2 separate regions of the Mus musculus genome follow, and region 1 is linked to region 2. Evidence: chromatin contacts called from ENCODE POLR2A ChIA-PET data. All regions are on one chromosome and are shown on one strand. Each heading gives the region's core, a stretch centred on a gene start or an enhancer-like site at or near the end of the contact. The rest is flanking DNA. Distances are from core to core; before and after follow the strand shown.

Region 1 (2,821 bases), core at 47-2,546, 350 kb before region 2:
AAAGCCAGGTGTGGTGCTAAGCATTCTCCCCCGCAACCCAAAAACGTACCGAACTAGTTTAAAACAGGAATACATTAACCACAAATTTAAATTACAGGTCCTATATTCTTTACCATAAGGCAAATCAATACTGAATTTTGCTTTTATTTCACTTCTATTTGTTCAACTGACTTCCCTAAAAGGCTTGCACAAGAGAGGAAGGCGATAAGAAAAGACCCATACCACACCTTACTTTGGGGGGAAAAAGGTTTATTTTCTCTTCAGAAGAAACAGAAGTTAGGGGAACATTTACAACCCACATTAACTTGCAGTTGGTCCTAACCCTTTCGGGAACAGCTGTTAAAGTGTTAGGTGCTCTACCAGAATGAAGGTGTTCACCCAGATAGAATGTACATGGAAGATGCTTGAAGACTGCATGTTTTTTCCCTGAGAGACGTGTAAGACAAACAGATTTTGCTGAGAGCCATCTTTCCAAGCAGCCCCTCCCTCTTCTCTGAAGGATGTGCCTCAACTATTCATCTAGTCAGCACTCAGACCACATGCTTCTTCCCTCCAAAGCAGCCCCTTGCCCAGCCACTGCGCTCTCCAAGTCTTCATGGCCCTGGACCTAAAATACCTACTAAGATCCTGTCTGTACTTCAGCTTTCATTTCACCCTTTGTGAGCTGGGAAGTCAGGCTCCTAGTAAACAAAACTTCCATGGCTGGGTTATGAGAGGCTAACCTTTTAGTCACCTCAACCTCTAGGGTTTATTCAACTACATAAAGTGCTCTGAAGTCCGAAGAGTTAAACATAAATAAGCAAACTATGATCAAGGATAAATACACAGGTACAAATCACTCCCAAGCTGGCAGGCAGGGCACTTCTTCCCTATTACATTCTTAGTCATTTGATTCCTGCCTATTTTTATCTGCAGCCCTGACTAAAGGTCACATTCTGAGGCTGAAGCTTTCAAATGACCCTAGCTTAAATACCTTCAGTTACCAGTGGCTTTTGTTAACCGAGTTTAGCAAAACCCAGTGTTTCTCTAAACTTAAGTGAACACAGTCATACTTGGAGCAAACTAATAAAAGTATAAACGTATAATTTCCAACCTTTGAAATTCCCAAGGGGACCTTTGATGTTTTTCTTACCAAAATAGACAAAGTAACAATGGAAAGCATGCCAATCCAAGAATGCCAATCCCTGGTCACTGTCGGTCACGGGGCTCAAAGAGCAAGTGTTCCTATCCTCTGACAGGAAAGCTGTGCTGACTCTGATTAGGATGGGGGAGGGGTTATTTAGGTTCAAAGTTTTGGGGGGGTTGGGGTGAGAGTTCTAATGCAGATAACTAAAATGGCCAGTGAAGAGCACAGGGAGGAAGTGTAGACGACTCTATAGGGGAACTGGGAGCATAACACGCCAACAGTAAAGGAAGTAAAGGCTACACCTAGAGACCAATACAGAAATTCAAAACAAAGCTTGGCAATCCTTAGTAGACAAGAAATACATATTTGTTTTATTGACACCAGGTATAAACTTGTGTTAAACAAGTAAACCCAGTGAATAGCACCATGGTTAAGACTCTAGCCTGCTTTACCATTTACAATTTTGTAAGTCAACAGGGGATCAAATGTCTTACATCTATCTACCTGTGATCTTTAAATACAAAAAAAAAAGATTGGATAATTAACCCTGCATAGTTATAAATCTATAACCAGTCCACACACACAACAGGCTCTGCATATACACTAGAACGGATGACAAAGTCTTAAAAAGCTGTAAGAAATACATTTCTAACTAGAGAAGCTGCAAATTTCAAAAGGGTATGGAAAAAAACTAAATCCAAGACTTCCCTCTTATGTTCAAAGAAATAGACTTTCTGTAAAAATATATACAATTTTTACAGACAAATACATTTCATAAATTTTCTTAAAAATCGAGGCTGTTCAGTTTTGTAACTAATTAGTGAACCTTAAGTCAAGTACTTTTTGGCCATCACTAGGCTAATAAACTTAAGAATCATCCAAACCAAGCCAAAGTAGACAGGGCTAAAAGTCCTGAGCACTTGGGACTTTGTCAAGCACACCCTGGACTGCTCAGAGGCCTCCCTTCACATTCCTGTACAGCACTGCAGCTTCTAGTCATCGTTTGGTGACTTGTAGGTTACAAATCCATTTTACACAAGTCACCAACGTTGTTAATTAGGGCTTCTCTCTCAACACTCTGAGCAGAGTAATGGATATTTATTGAGCTTTGTGACTAGCCTGATGACTGGCCCCTCTTCCATCTCTAGATAGGAAATCAAACCTTTCCATCCACCCCTTTCATTCATTCTAGAAGTCCTTCTCCATGGCCTCTCAGTGTTTGCTGAGAGGGAACTTTGCTTCATTCAGACAGTGACTCTTCCAGGGGGAGCACTTTTCCCATGTATTTATTCTTGTTAGCCACAATCCTGTAGCCACTTTCTTTTTGCTATGTTGCTACAGTAGAACTGGACTGTTAAAATCCTGGGCAGCTTCAAGTCCACCTTCATAAATACACATGTTTTCACAGATGCATGTAGTTTGGTGGCTGGAGCTTTAAGAGTCCCCTATTGCACTCACAAGGCTATCTTATTAGATATGCCAGACCAGCCCCTACTCCAGCAACACCCGCAAAAGCCAGCAGCACATTTCTGATGCCGCCTTCTAGGTCCTGTACGTGGAAGAACTCCACAAACCCATCCTAGAAAACAAAAAAGAAAAGCACATTTTCAAGTATGGGTTTCTGCTGTTGTAACACTACATACAGAGAAACGGTGAATTAAAATATCCCCCAAACAATGGTGAACCAATTACCTA
Region 2 (2,861 bases), core at 317-2,816:
ACAGCTATGGTATTTACATATAATGAAATAAATAAATCTAAAAAAAAAAAAAAACAAAATCAACAACCATTTAAAAAAAAAAAAAAAAAAGAACTTCTTTCTAGATATTGAAGAGCAATAGAAGTCAACTGCTTCGGGCTAAAGTATGAGCCCAAAAATACAGGGCAGATTCTGGTAAAGCTAAGGGGTGAGGCTGTGACAACCGTGGCCTCAGGCTTCTCTGGGATGTTTCACAAACTTCCCTGCTCCAACCCCAAACACTATATAAGAATATGCCTTCCAGAGACAGGGAGAGGCCAGTAGGTTGAAGTAGCAGCGGCAAATGGGGTAGTGTTGAAAGGAACTGTACAATGTCAGTCTCCCTGTGGCCAGCGACAGAGAGAAACCTAGTCAGAGGCTCCAGTGAGAATAGAGGCACCAGAACTAGTTCACACACACAGCACACCACACCACACCCCTTAGAAATTAGGCACTATGTGGCCAGAAACAAGACCTAAGGAACGGAATATTTGACCTTAGGGGCCCCATCACAAATGCAAGACAGTCACCTTAGCTCTGGGATGGGAAGTGACCCCCTACCCCAGCTCTCACACAAACAGAAGTAATTTCTGGGGGAGGCCTTCCCTAACTCAGTTCTGGGGAAGACCGGCTCACTCCAGACCTCACAGCGCTTAGAACACCCTGACAGCTGAGGCTGGAAACTCGGATAAGTGAGATCTGGTTTGGATGCCAGGAGTGCAGCTTAGGCACAGGAATTCCCAAGCTCAGGCTAAAAAGAAATGCCACCCACCTGCAGGTAGCCAACTAACTTGAGGGCCTCTGGGCCTGTAATTAGCAAGTTACAACCCAGAGCTGGCCAAACACGCCCCATAACGGTATAGGAATGTGAGCCCTTTGGGGCCGGGACAGACACTAAAGAGTGTACTCCTTCCTGTTTCCCGTTAGGCACATGGACACTCTGACCTCCCTCTTGGGATGGGCACAAGGGGGTCAGAAACAGAGGCGGCAGCGGCGGCGGTAGCAGTAGCAGCAACAGCAGCAACAGCAGGGGCCGCCACCGTTCCTCCTCGGCCTCCACACTCAGGCCCCAGGACGCACGCGGGCCCGCAGGGGCTTCTAGCACCGAAGGTCCGCTACTGCTCCACTCCTAACAAAGGGGCGTCTGTACCATGGATCCTGAGCGAGCGCCCGGCCCCAGTCCCCCTACCTGTTGCCCCGCAGGCCTTCTCTGGTCCGAGGCCCCAGCCGGGCCCGGATCGCCCGCTCCAGCAGCGCTCGGCCCGCCCTCCGGCAGGCCGGCCGCCATGAGCCGGTGGAGGCCCCGCTCCCTCCGAGCTGCACCCTGAGCCCCCGCGCCCGTCACTGCCCCGCCACCCTCGCGGACCCGCGCACAGACTTACTCGGCGTCCGGTGCAGAGCTGCTCCGGCCCGGGCGCCGCTACTCCGTTTCCCACTTCTAGCGCCCGGCCGGTGCGCACTGACTGGGCCGGGTCCTCTCCTCCCCCTTCCGCTGCCCGCGGCTCCCTCCCTCCTTCCTCCTTTGCCCGCCGAGCCCCGGCGAGCCCAGGCCGAGCCCAGTAGCGGAGCTGAGTTGGGTGTGGGCCGCGGCCGGGCGGGGCCCGGTGCCCGGAACCCTGCGCTGCGCCTATGGAGCGGAGGAGCCCCGACGGGGCGGGTGGCACGTGCCCCGCAGGGCGCCTGGGTCTCTGAGTGGCGCGGTTGCGGCCCACCCGGACATTGGTCAGGGACCCCCTGGTGCTTGAGCCCAGAGCAGTTCAGAGCTGGCTGCCTCTGCCCAACCCCGCGGCCCTGGTGTGGTCGGCGACCTCAGCCCATGATTTACCCCCGGGTTGAATGCTACAATCCCATCGTCCGGCTTCACTGGGCATCAGAGGAAGGGTGCACGCGGAGAAAACCCTGCACAGATCCCGATGCTCCCTACGGTGAGATCCACAATGCCCCCTCCCCCAGCCCTGCTGTTTAGAGTCCTAACAGAGCTACTCAAACCTTTTGTAAAATGTACTCCAGGCTACACTATGGTTAGCCGTGATCAGTTTCGTATTAGAACCTGTTTTCCCTTAAATAGTCCCATAAAATCTATGCCTCAAGAAGAGAGCAGCAGGTTGGAGACATGGCTCAGCGGTTAAGAACACCGACTGCTGTTCTAGAGATACTGAGTTAAATTCCTAGCAACCACATGGTCACTCACAACTATCTGGGATCCCATGCACTCTTCTGGTGCGTCTGAAGACAGCCACATTGTACTCATATAAATTAATAAATAAGGGGACGGATGGGGGGGAGAGAGAGAGAGAAAGCGCCCAGCAGCCTTAACTCCCATCTCCCATACTCCCATTATGGACAGAACTTGACTAAGTTGTCAAGTGACCCTTAACCGGGAGAGTTAAGCTTAGCTTCTTCCATGTAAAAAATGCTTTAAAAACTATCCCCTGGGAAGTGGTGGCGCACTCCTTTAATCCCAGCACTTGGGAGGAAAAGGCAGGCGGATTTCTGAGTTCAAGGCCAGCCTGGTCTACAGAGTGAGTTCCAGGACAGCCAGGGCTACACAGAGAAACCCTGTCTCGAAAAACCAAAAAAAATACAAAACAAAACAAAACCAAAACCCTGCCTGGTGCAATTTCACATCTCATGCCCAAGCACAGTCCCAGCATTTGGGAGACTATGTTTTTTTTTAAACCTTCATAAAATAGTTTTGTTTTTTCTTTTTAAATTTATGTGTGTGAGTGTTTTGCCTGAATGTATGCATGTGTTCCACGAATGTCTGGTGGCCAACAAGGTCAGTGGAGGATATCAGATTCCCTGGAACTGGAGTTATATAAGGTTGTAAGCAGCTATGTGGG

The links. ChIA-PET counts read pairs that join two places held with the same protein, here RNA polymerase II (POLR2A).
Region 1: POLR2A ChIA-PET joins it to region 2 with 12 read pairs in Patski. The contact joins the enhancer-like site here to the promoter of Anxa9 in region 2. POLR2A ChIA-PET finds 5 or more read pairs at or near these places in 3 of 5 experiments (Patski and embryonic stem cell).

The regions. Positions count from the first base shown.
Region 1 is chr3:95,660,591-95,663,411 of GRCm38, reverse strand. It overlaps Mcl1 (myeloid cell leukemia sequence 1), which reads right to left. Exons shown (of 3, transcript NM_008562.3): 3 at 233-2,705. The coding sequence ends at 2,589. Among named protein-coding and RNA genes, the nearest start is that of Mcl1, 3.3 kb to the right of the region's middle. Within about 2 kb of position 1,296, at least 1 of the 3 ENCODE cell types and tissues checked has a DNase peak (open chromatin) inside an H3K27ac peak, as active enhancers do.
Region 2 is chr3:95,313,885-95,316,745 of GRCm38, reverse strand. It overlaps Anxa9 (annexin A9), which reads left to right and starts at 1,566. Exons shown (of 14, transcript NM_001379545.1): 1 at 1,566-1,943. It overlaps Cers2 (ceramide synthase 2), which reads right to left and starts at 1,556. Exons shown (of 11, transcript NM_029789.2): 1 at 1,401-1,556. It overlaps LOC115489748, which reads left to right and starts at 950. Exons shown (of 2, transcript XM_030252979.1): 1 at 950-989; 2 at 1,182-2,002. The coding sequence starts at 950. The coding sequence ends at 1,984.